Regions from separate parts of the Homo sapiens genome. Here region 1 is linked to region 2. A link is a loop called in an ENCODE intact Hi-C map of the cell type or tissue named here. Cell type or tissue: heart left ventricle. All regions are shown on one strand. Links, peaks and the distances in the headings refer to the core of each region. The heading gives the core; the rest is flanking DNA. Region 1 overlaps ZMIZ1 (zinc finger MIZ-type containing 1). Region 2 overlaps ZMIZ1 (zinc finger MIZ-type containing 1).

What was found. Hi-C counts contacts between places; a loop is a spot of excess contacts. Peaks named below come from ENCODE experiments on the same cell type or tissue, not always from the same donor. Only the 100,000 strongest peaks of a DNase experiment are listed, where the experiment ranks them.
Region 1: a loop joins it to region 2, with 4 times the contacts of the local background. A loop is called at or near these places in 30 of 110 quality-filtered maps.

Annotation. Positions count from the first base shown.
Region 1 is chr10:79,271,638-79,276,998 of GRCh38, forward strand. All of the region lies in intron 7 of ZMIZ1 (zinc finger MIZ-type containing 1), which reads left to right. Among named protein-coding and RNA genes, the nearest start is that of PPIF, 73 kb to the right of the region's middle. RefSeq lists enhancers at 1,782-2,652, 2,653-3,524, 3,525-4,395. In heart left ventricle, for the core only: a CTCF peak has its summit at 3,210; DNase peaks (open chromatin) are centred at 2,184, 2,754, 3,164 and 3,924; H3K4me3 peaks cover 501 bases; H3K27ac peaks cover 3,081 bases.
Region 2 is chr10:79,218,179-79,223,539 of GRCh38, forward strand. The region is part of intron 7 of ZMIZ1 (zinc finger MIZ-type containing 1); the gene reads left to right. Among named protein-coding and RNA genes, the nearest start is that of PPIF, 130 kb to the right of the region's middle. RefSeq lists enhancers at 2,381-5,361, 4,972-5,361. In heart left ventricle, for the core only: a CTCF peak has its summit at 3,154; DNase peaks (open chromatin) are centred at 3,143 and 4,257; H3K27ac peaks cover 3,515 bases.

The DNA of each region.
Region 1 (5,361 bases), core at 238-5,237, 54 kb after region 2:
CTAATTTACACCCCATATCCAGTGAAGCAGGCAGCTCCTGTTAAACCCATTTTATAGATGGGAAACTGGAGGAAGCACCATTAGAGATGAGCCTTAAAGAAGTGCAAGTTCTATAAGGAAAGAGGCATGAAATTGCAGGGTGTCTTGTGGGGCTGGCGCATAGAGAGGTGGGCCTGGAGCCTGCTGGGCAGAGGGGGCTTACGAATAAGAGACCACCTTCTGTCTGGAAGGCTCTTTCTTGCCTGCTACAAGCAGAGCACACACGGCGCTGAGAGGCTCTTCGTGCTAACTACATGCCAGACACTTTTAAACACTTTGTAGGTGTTAGTGTCATTCGATAGCACAGTAAGGCTGGGCTCAGTGGCTTATGCCTGTAATCCAAGTACTTTGGGAGGCCGAGGTGGGTGGATCACTTGAAGCCAGGAGTTCGAAACCAGCCTGGCCAACATGGCAAAACTCCATCTCTACCAAAAATATATATATATACACACACACAAAATTAGCCAGGCGTGATGGTGCACAACTGTAGTCCCAGCTACTCGGGATGCTGAGGCACAAGAATCGCTTGAATCCGGGAGGCAGATGTTGCAGTGAGCCAAGATCGCACCACTGCACTCCAGCCTGGGTGACAGAACAAGACTGTCTCAAAAAAAAAAGAAAAAAAATAGCACAATAACCCTAAAGAGTAAGCATTAACATTTGGCAGATAAACCGAAGCCCAGAGAGATTGTACTGTTTGCCTAAGGTCACGTAGGTGTGAAGGGAATGAGGTTTCGAATCGAATCCAGACTTTCGGAGTCCCTTACCCTGAACCACAGGGTTGTAGCTGCCAGCTGAGGTCAGGAGAGATGAGCGCCAAGGCGTCCTCCCAGCCTGCGGAGCTTTGCACGTCATCTTAAGTGGTTTGGACTCAGCAGTGGGGGCCATGTGCGGTTTCAGCAGGAGTGCTAGCCTCGCCTGCTTCACCGCAGTACCTCCAGAACACACAAGGTGCTCAGCAGCCAGTTGTTGAATGAACGTTGGGTGAGTGATAGAACACCTTGGTACTGTAGGTTAGAATGGATCGAGGTGAGGGAGTCTGGTCACAAGGATGCAGTTTGGAGAGGTGAGGGGAGCTCAGTGGGTTCACTTTAGACGAGTTGGGTGGTGCGTGCTTTTACGTTTTACGCTGAGACATTTGAGGAGTGCTTGGAAGTCTGGATTAAGGCTCAGCATTGGCAGTTCGAGTCTGGGATGATTCCCTGCTGCTGTCCCAGCCCCAGCTGTGGTCACCATGAGGTGAGCTGGAAGGCCCCAAGGTCCTCGGCACCAGCCCCTGGACAGGCTGGAGAGGATGACAGGGGATGGGGCTTGGTGAGGAGCCTGAGAGCCCAGTTTCTGGGGTGCCTGTACCCAGCTCAGCACCTGCTTGATAAGAACCTGGTGCCTTGGGTGATGGGGGAGAGGGGATTTGTTTAGGGGTCAGAAGCAGTGCATTTGCAGGTGGTTGTGCCTCTATTTCTCCTCCCCCAAAGAAGGCTGTTACCCATCAGAGATCTTGCTGGAGGAGAGGGGGCAGTGGGTACTGCCATAGCTGTACTGTCAGCTTGGCTGACGGGGGGTGGTCCCATGGGCCTCTGTGGCCAGCTCTGCAGGCCCCCTCCTGACCCTAACCCCCTTTCTGTGGCTGAACCTCTGCTCCCAACAGCCCCTCCTGCTTCTTGGTTTCTTTTTTCTTTCTTTCTTTCTTTCCTTTTTGGAGGGGAATGGAGTCTTGCTGTGTTGCCCAGGCTGGAGGGCAGTGACGCGATCTCAGATCACTGCAGCCTCCACCTCCCGAGGTCAAGCAATTCTGCTCAGCCTCCCGAGTAGCTGAGATTAGAGGCGCTGGCTACCACACCTGGCTAATTTTTGTATTTTTAGTAGAGACAGCATTTCATTATATTGGCAAGGTTAGTCTCGAACTCCTGACCTCAAGTGATCTGCCCGCCTCAGCCTCCCAAACTGCTGTGATTACAGGTGTGAGCCATCACGCCCAGCCCCTGCTTCTTGGTTTCTGACAGGCAGAAGGCCTCCCCATGTTGACACCCCAGATTGGAAGGGGCCCAAAAAGTTTGCAGGGTGGAGCTACAATTCCTCTCCACGCCCCTTGGCAGGCTTTGGAGTATCTCACTGCCAATTGCTTAGCCCCTTGGAGGGTGGCCGTGGGTCTAATGGCATTCATTGACAGCTGTGCAAGTGATGTGTACGTGGGCCTCCCGCCGTGGGAGCACCAGGCAGGAGGCCAATCGTCACCCGTCTGTGGGAGAGAGGCAGTCACATGTACTGGCCAAGGCTGTCCTGGGCCCAAGCGAGCTGCATTTTATGAAGGGGGAAAGGGACATTGGGTCCTAGCTGCCATTTTAATTTGAAAATTGGGGACCTCTGTGTAAAAAGGGGCCTTTGGGGCCAGCTCTCTTAACCACTGGTAAGTGGGGCCCACAGGACAAGGGACAGGCTGGCCATGTTGGTTGCTTAGGCAGTAGAAGGCACTCTTGACCCTGCCTGCAGCACAGAGGGGCTCAGGTCAGGACTGACACTGCCCTCCCATTGCCTGGTATGCTCTGCGCACACCACACCAGGTCCTCCCGTCTCTCCCACTCACCCTGGGACTGTTTTTGCCATTCTAGCAAGTGCACAGACCAAAGGCACGCAGGTCAAAGAAGCATGCAGGCCAGCCCCGCCTAATTAGAGCAGACAGACTTCCCAGTCCAGATGTGTGAGTGACTGGCCAGGCGCACCCAGACACCCGCCCAGCTGGTGTCACTCTGTCTGTCCTTGCGTAATCCCCTGCCTGCCTCTGTCTGTCCCTGTCAGCCCTCCTGGTTCTCTCGACAGTGCCCAGACTCTCTTTTTGGCTGCGAATTCCCGGGTGTTGTCATTAACCCACGTTTGCCTCAGAACAACTTGTGTTGGTTTGCACCATAAGGAGAACACGCACAACATCCACTGCCCCGCATGCGGCTGCCAGCGTGGCCTCTGTGCTCACCGGCCTCGGGGGTGAGGGGTGGTGACTCCCCATCCCCCCACCACCTCTTGGTTGTAAGAAAGTGGCCTTTGTGGCTGGCTGATCCACATATCACGCCTGTTTGCGGCATGCCAGACTGTACAGCAAGGCCCTGTCACGCAGCCAGCCTGCCTTTATTCCCTTTATGGAAACCACTCCACTAGGGGCAGGAGGACAAGGGCTGTCCTTGGCTGAGCAGGGGGTGGCCCGTGACATTGGAGGAAAGCCCTGATTCCCCTGTGGTGCCTCCGCCCCCTGCATGGCAGGCCAGCCCCCAGGAGGAGCGAGGGCTGCGAGGGGTGGGGCGGGCAGCAGGCGGCACCATCTGTGGCCGTCCTTTGTGCTGGCAGTGGAGTGATCCCTCCGTCACTGCGATCCAGCGGGCCTCGTGCTTGGCGTGCAAATGAGTTTCCAGATGCCCAGTGCCCCCGCACAAGAGGCGGTACCTAGGGGCCTGGGAGAAGGATGGAGTGGGCTGGAGGCTCGTTTTTGTGTGTCCTGGCCTGCCCGAATAGGCTGCCTTTCCAGCTGTAGCACATGTGTGCTGGACACCCACATAGGGGTGTTTGTTGGTTTCTGTGCAGACACACATGACAGAGGAGAGTGTCTCTTCTCTCATACTGTCCTCCTTTTGAGGGTGGTGGCAAGGTGACCCCACGGAGGGGGGCAGGACACATCTTTTAAGACTTAGCTCATCCACCAGGCCCCCTCCTGGAGGGAGAAACAGGGCCCCTCTTGGGGACCACAGCCCCTGCTTGCCTTCTTGGTTGGGCATCTTTGTGTACCACACAAGCTGAGCAGATGGAGCAAGCAGCTCTGGCGACTTCTCGGGGCTTTGGGCTGACGGGAACCCCGTCCAGGATCTGGGCGGCTTGGGATGGCAGCCTGCCCAGCCACTCCCGGTCACTGTGCCTATGGGTGTCTTCCACCAGTGCCGGCCAAACGTGGTGGCGTACAAGAGGCCTGAGGGGTTCCTTATTGAGTCAGAGGGGCTGGGGAGCTGTGAACACCTAGGATTTTGCCTTCTGAAGGCTTTCACCTCCTCCCCACCTTCTGGTCCAGCCTCAGGCTCTACCACCAGGGCATGGGGCCAGGAGCAGGAGCACTGTCTCTGTCCCTGCTGACTCTGGCTGTGGTTACTGTGAGTAGCTTTGCCTGACTGGGCCCCCGTCTACTCATCTGTAGAATGAGGATAATAATAGCTAATGATGTCCTAGATGGTCAAGAAAAAAAAAGGATGCAGAAGCACGTTGTGCAGCATCCAGATGGGAGACCCTTGAAATGTGGAGTCGGCTTTGCACCCAGCCAAGTGGCTGAGCAGTTATGATTCAAAATATGCCTGGCCACTCTTGCCCATCGACTACTTCCATAACGCTCAGGTCACTCCCAGCAGGAGTAGGACATCAGCTGAGGTGTGGCCACCCTTTGTCCAGCATTCCACAGACCCAGCAGGCCCCCATCCGTCCCTCCCTGCAGCCTGGGAGGAAGGCAGGACACGAGGCATTACTCCTTTTTACCTCTAAGCAAACTGAGGCCCAGAGAGTCTGTGGGCTCCTGAAGTCAAACAGCAAGATGGTGACTGAGCGCAGCCAGTTCCCCAGCCCTCAGCGTCCTCATGTACTTCAGGAGGACAGGCCAGCTGAGACACGATGGACAGCCCAGGCTGAGACACGCTGGCCTGGGAGGCGCTTTTGGCTCCTGTGGCCACGTGGGGACAGTGAACAGTGAAAGAAAATGGAAGTTTTCCCCAGTCCCCAGTTCATGTGGGGCTCTCTTATCCCGGATGTGGATGGCTGCTCTGTGCTCCTGCCTTGGGCACCCCTGGCTGCCTCCTGCTTGGCCCCCCACCACCCTGGCCACCCTCTGCTCTGGACATCCTTTGTCTTCCTAGGCATTTGTGCCCAGCAGAGCAGGGACCAACCGTGGGTGTGACCAGAAGGTGTGTGCTAGGGGGCCAGTTTCTGGGCAGGAGTTTCAGGGACAGCCCTGCAGACACTCCTAGGTTGTCAGCAGATTCCAAGATTTTGTTCAAACCTTGTGATGTTTGAGCCCACCCATGGGGAGAAGCCACGCTTTGCCTCTGATCGAAGTGTGAGGGAGTGAGCTTCCCTGAGGGGGATCTGGGGTGGTGGGCAGCTGCTAAGCTTGCCCTGACTCAAGGTCTGTGTCAGGCCCCCTCACTCCTCCAGTTTCCACTTGGCACCATCTCTGCCACCCTTCCCATCATCCTGACTCTCCCCCTCTTTGCCTCCACGGACCACTACTTCCTGCACGCGGGCCATTCTGACCCCCTCTTCATGACAGAAACTTTTGTATCCTCCTTCAAGGGTGTCAGT
Region 2 (5,361 bases), core at 196-5,195:
TTATGAAAACAAGTGCTGTGTGCAGTGGCTCACACCTGTAATCCCAGCACTTTGGGAGGCTCAGGCAGGTGGATCACTTGAGTTCAGTAGTTCGAGACCAGCCTGGGTAACATGGCGAAACCCCATATCTACAAAAAAATACAAAAATTAGCTGGGTGCGGTGGTGCACGCCTGTGGTCCCAGCTGCTTGGGAGGCTGGGGTGGGAGGATCACTTGAGCCTGGGAGGTGGAGGTTGCAGTGAGTCAAGATCGAGCCACTGCATTCCAGCCTGGGTGATAGAGTAAGACCCTGTCTCAAAACAACAACAACAACCAAGAAACAACAACAAAAAAACCTAGTGATTAACTATACTTCTTGACCCCTAGTCTAGAGGGAGAGGAAAACATTGATCAAATAATTAGAGGGGTGTGTGTGTGTGTGTGTGTGTCTGTCTGTCTGTCTGTGTAAGCTCAAGCTGTGATAAGTGCCTTGAAGGAAAAGTAAAAGTGAAGGATGGCAAGGGGGTGTTGTTGAGGGCAGACCACTCTGGGGTTGCAGCAGTCTCCCCTGAGACCTGAAGGTTGAGTAAGTGAAGAAAAAGAGAAAGAGCGTCTTTGCAGTTAAGGGGACAGCCTGTGCAAAGGTGTTGAGGTAGAAGGGGAGCATGCACGGCTTTTTGTCAGAACTAAGAGAAAGGCAGTGATTCTGGAGCCCAGAGGCAGGGGGTACATGGCAAAGGCGAGGCTGGAGAGGTCAGCAGCAGCGGAAACATTCAGGGCCTGTCTTGGAGGTCACAGTCTTTGTCCTGAGAGTAATGGGAACATGGCTAAATGCTCATTTTGTGATGACAGCTCGGGCTATAAAAGAACAGATTGCACGGGGGGTGGGGGGACGTGGAGGCCTGCCTGGATGTAGGTGGCCAGTTGACAGATCACTGGGAGGTCGGGGTGAGGATGATGGTGGCTGGATCAGGAAGACAAGAGTGGAATGGAGACAGAGGGATATTTAAGAGGCAAAACTATGCCACAGAGGGAGAAGGAGACCTGGAGAATGGGCTGTCCCAGGAGCCCAGTGCCTCCCCAGAGGAGCAGGAGAGACTCAGGTCTCTGTGCAGTCCCTCCACAAAGGGTCACTGAAACCCCTGCCCTGCTGGCACGTGCTGGGTGTTCTCATATGTTTTGTGGTGGTGCCAAGCTTTGTGAGACACAGAATACTATCTACATTTATGGATGAAAAAATGGAAGCTCAGAGAGGTCCTATGACTTCCCTGAGGTCACCCAACTCATAAGTAATAGGCTGGAACCTGAACTAGCCTCCTGGCTGCAGGCCCAGGGCTCTGCCTGCCCCATCACACCAGGCCTGGGCAGCCCTCCATTTCCTTTGGAAAGAGCCCTTCATGCTGCTCAGGGGTCTCCAGCAAGGCCTCTGAGTGGCATTCCCAGCATCACTTCTTCGCTTGAAACAGGGATTTGTTCTTTCCTCCATCTGCACCCCTGCTTGAACACAGCCTTTGTAATTTAGAAAGCCCTTTCCCATGCATTGTGTCTGTGAACTCACGTGACACTCTGACACTATGCAGGCTCCCAGGGATGAATTCTCAGTGTACCCATTCTGCAGCTGAGAACACTGAGGCACAGCAGTGCCTGTGGCTTGGCCATCCTCAGATTTCCTTATTAGGAGTCAAACCCTTGTCAGTGCCCACAGCCATGACTAACTACCTTTCAGGGCCACCCATCCAGATATATGGGCTCTCGGGATCCCAGCCACCCCCTGCTTGCCCCATCTTCTGGAAAGGAAAGGGGGCCAGTCTGAGGAGGAAGCCTCTACCTGGCGGTTTTATTTGAGGGGTGAAGGACCTGCCAGGAGCAGGCTGGGCCATAAGAGGGGTGGAGGCCATGGGGAGCAGAGCTGGGACCCCAAGTCCCAGACATGGCACCGGCGCCAGGCCTCCTCTTGGCCACCTCTCCAGGCTGTGGCCTCGTCTGTGAAGAGAGCTGATTTGCCCACCTCATGGGCTGCCTGTGAGGATGCAGTGGGACCCCCTAATCATGGGAGTGAGAAAGGGGCCCAGCTAATACCTGACGCACACTGGGGGCCAAGTAAATATGACCCTCCAGCCTTCCTCCTCTGCTTCCATGTGTCTGTCTCTTAGCTGATGTGGTTCCCAGCCTCTCTAAGGCCCCTTCTGTGGCAGCAAGCCTGTTTCCCACTGTCCTCTCTCCCCTCGGCTCTGTGGGTGTGGGTGACCTGCAGTGTCCCTACCCCTGGGCACAGCCCCGGTGTGCCTGTGTGGGGATGGCCACTCCCACCTGCCCAGCCCACTTCCAGGGAGGCCTCTGCAGTTCCAGAGCTCGCTCCAGCCCCCAAGCCCCTTCAGCCAGTCTGGGCCACCTGTCCGCCCTCCTGCCTTTCCACACTTGTCTGACGTGCCTGTGCAGTTCTGCCCTCCCAGGGCTCCCTGCTCCTTTCTTTCTTTGGTCTTGGGTGTCTGTAGGTCTGTCTCTGTGCAGCGGCCCCTGTCCATCTCTAGCTTCCCGTGGCTTTCTCTGCCTTCCTGGGTTTCTCTGGGTCTCAGACTTTCTCCCACTGTACGTCTGTGTGTATGGTGTGTGTGAGGCTGTGTATGTTTGTGTTGGGGAGAGTATGTGGCTTTGTATGTGGGTGTGTGCCTGTGTACATGTGCATGTCTCTGTGTATGTCTGCATGGCTGTGCACATGTGTGTATCTGAGCATGCTGTGTGTGGCTGTGTACATGTACATGGCTGTGTCCATGGTGTGTGTATGTCTATGACGTATATGTACCTGTGTGCGTGTCTGTGTGTGCATGGTTGTGTACATGTGTGTATCTGCATGGTGTTTGTGCATGGCTGTGTATATGTACATGCCTATCTGTGTCTGCATGCATGTTATCTGTGTGTGGGTGCATGCCTGTGTGTGTCGCCCTGGCGCTGCATCCCCCTTCTGTCTCCCTTGTCAGGAGGCCAGGCCAGCCAAGGAGGGCCAGGATGAGATCATGCAGTGAGTGAGCTTGGAGCGGGGCTTTGTCAGGAGAGCTGGCGGTGAGCCGGCCGTGGTGCAGGAGCACGTGTGTGCATGTGCGTGCATGCATGCGTGTGTGTGTGTGCGTGTGTGTGTCCTGGGAGAGTGCGCAGGAGGCGAGCACAGGCAGTCACTGCAGCAGCCGCCAGGCAGGCGGCTCCACGCGGCCCTGGACGCCCAGCCCCCAGCTCTTTGTTCTGGCGCAGCCTTTAGCCTCAGAGCGCACGTGCGCGGGCGGGATCCTCCTCCTCACCAGGCCCCCTCCCTCCTCAGTACAGAAGGTCACCTGCCTGGCCCGGCATCCTGATGCTCCCTTGATTCTCCCCAGGCCGGGCCTTAGCATTGCCCCACCCCCACCTTCCATGCCAGCCCGAGGGGACTTGGCGGGCAGCACTGAAATGTCAGCCTCCTCATCACCTAGCAGTCCCACGCCTGCTGGCAACGTGGGCACCAAGCACCAGGCAGTCGCCATGTCGAGGTCCCCAAGAGCCTTCTGCCTGTCTCAGCTCCTGTCCATGCTTGAAGAAAGCCATATGGCCTCAGCTGACCCGTGAGCAGCCAGTCACTGTTGAAATAATCGAATAGGGAATGCTGGAGCCCAGGGCCCAGAGAGGGGAGGACCCACCCCAAGTCCTAGCGAGGCAGGGCCAGAGTCCAGAAGAGAGCCCGAATGCCTGCTGCCTTCTCGCGCCCTTCCTGTCTTCCTGAGGCTGGCCTCACAGCTGTGGGCTCCCACCCTCATGCTATTGGCAAAGTCAAAACGCAGAGAGAGCAGCAGGTCCAGGAGGCCTTGGAGCTTCCGCAGGATGTCCTGAGACAGGTCGTCAGAACTCAGGAGAGTGGTGAGAACTGGAAGAACTGCCACCACTGAGGAAGAGGCCAGCTTTCCTTAGGGATGAGTGGCTGGTGGCTGTCAATCAGAAAACACAGACTGGCTGCTCATAGGCCAGATGTGGCCCACAGACACCTGAGATTGGACCACTCAATGTTTTTTTTTTATGCATACAAGTTGCCAGCATTCACTGTTTAGGAAATTTGTACAACAGAGTCAAATGCCTGGCTTCCTTTGAGTGGGAATCTTGGACCCGCGTCCTCACAGCTGACTGGGACTGACTGGGTGGTGGTGGCTAACCTCTGGGACAGGCGCTGTGCCCTCCCCATCCTTCTCTATTGTCTCACACCCATGGCCTTCCCCACCGTTGGAAACCAGCCCTGTGGACATGAGTGTTTCTGACCTCTGTTCAAGGACACCCTCCCATCTCAACGCAGCAGCCCGAGTCCTGGGTCCCATGCAGAGTGGATCGCTTACTTTTTGTCCACAAACATCTCCTCAGCCTGGTTTCCCTGATGTTTTGACAGTCCCCAGAGGAACTGACAGCCATGGGAAATGTCAGCAGATCACAAGAGGGGGGCTGAGACATGCCCTGGGCCCCTGGCCAGCCTGGGAGGTAAAGATTCAGGAATGCAAAGGGGTCCCTGTCTCACCCTCCCTGTCTGTGGCCTGTGGTCCATGGAGAGAGTGCTTGGGAGAGGCTGGGTACTTCACTGGAGCTCTCGATCCCAGGGAGCTTCTATAACAACTTGTGCAGCAGCCCCAGGGCTCAGAGAAAGACCCTGACCCCAAGGGCCCTGGAGAGTGCTCCAGCCTTCAGATTGTTGGGAGAGGCACAGGTGTCAGAGGCCAGCCAAGTCATTTCTACCTCTTCTGCTCAGGACACCTTAAGCCAGGTCATAAACCACTGTTTCAACTTCTGTCTTTGAAAGCAAGCCCTCTTGCTCTCACCTGGCTGAATGGTGGACTCTCAGACCCCGTGGTGGTGGGGACATTCCTGGTCTCTTTTGGTGGCTTGACTCCGATCTCCCCCTCACGCCTCCCTTGTGGCTGCTCTCCACCCCTCTCTGCCTCTGCCCACCCCAGAACATGCAGCCGCCTTCCCGTTACTGGGAGGACAAATGGCCTTATTCAGGGACACCCTGCCAGAGCTGTCTCTCTAAGACAAAGCTGTGCGCAGCTCTGCGTGAAAAACAGCTCGCGGCCGCCCAGTGAGCAGGCAGGATTGGTGGGTGCAAATTGCAGGGGATTTGTTACCAGCTGCCGGTGCCCCAGAGACAGCAGGCAGGCAGGCCCTTGCCCTTGAAATGCCAGCCGCCTGGCAGGCTGGGGCACCTTTTCAAGGTCGGGACAGACTTCTTCCTGGACACCGGCCCCCACCCCCACATACAAGCTCAGCAAAGCTGGGATGTTGGGGAGGGGTTTGGCTTCCTTCCTCCTGCTGGGCTGTCTCCACCGCCCCGGTCAGGTGCCCCTACAAGGGGCTCTGGATTTCATCACCCGGCCCTCT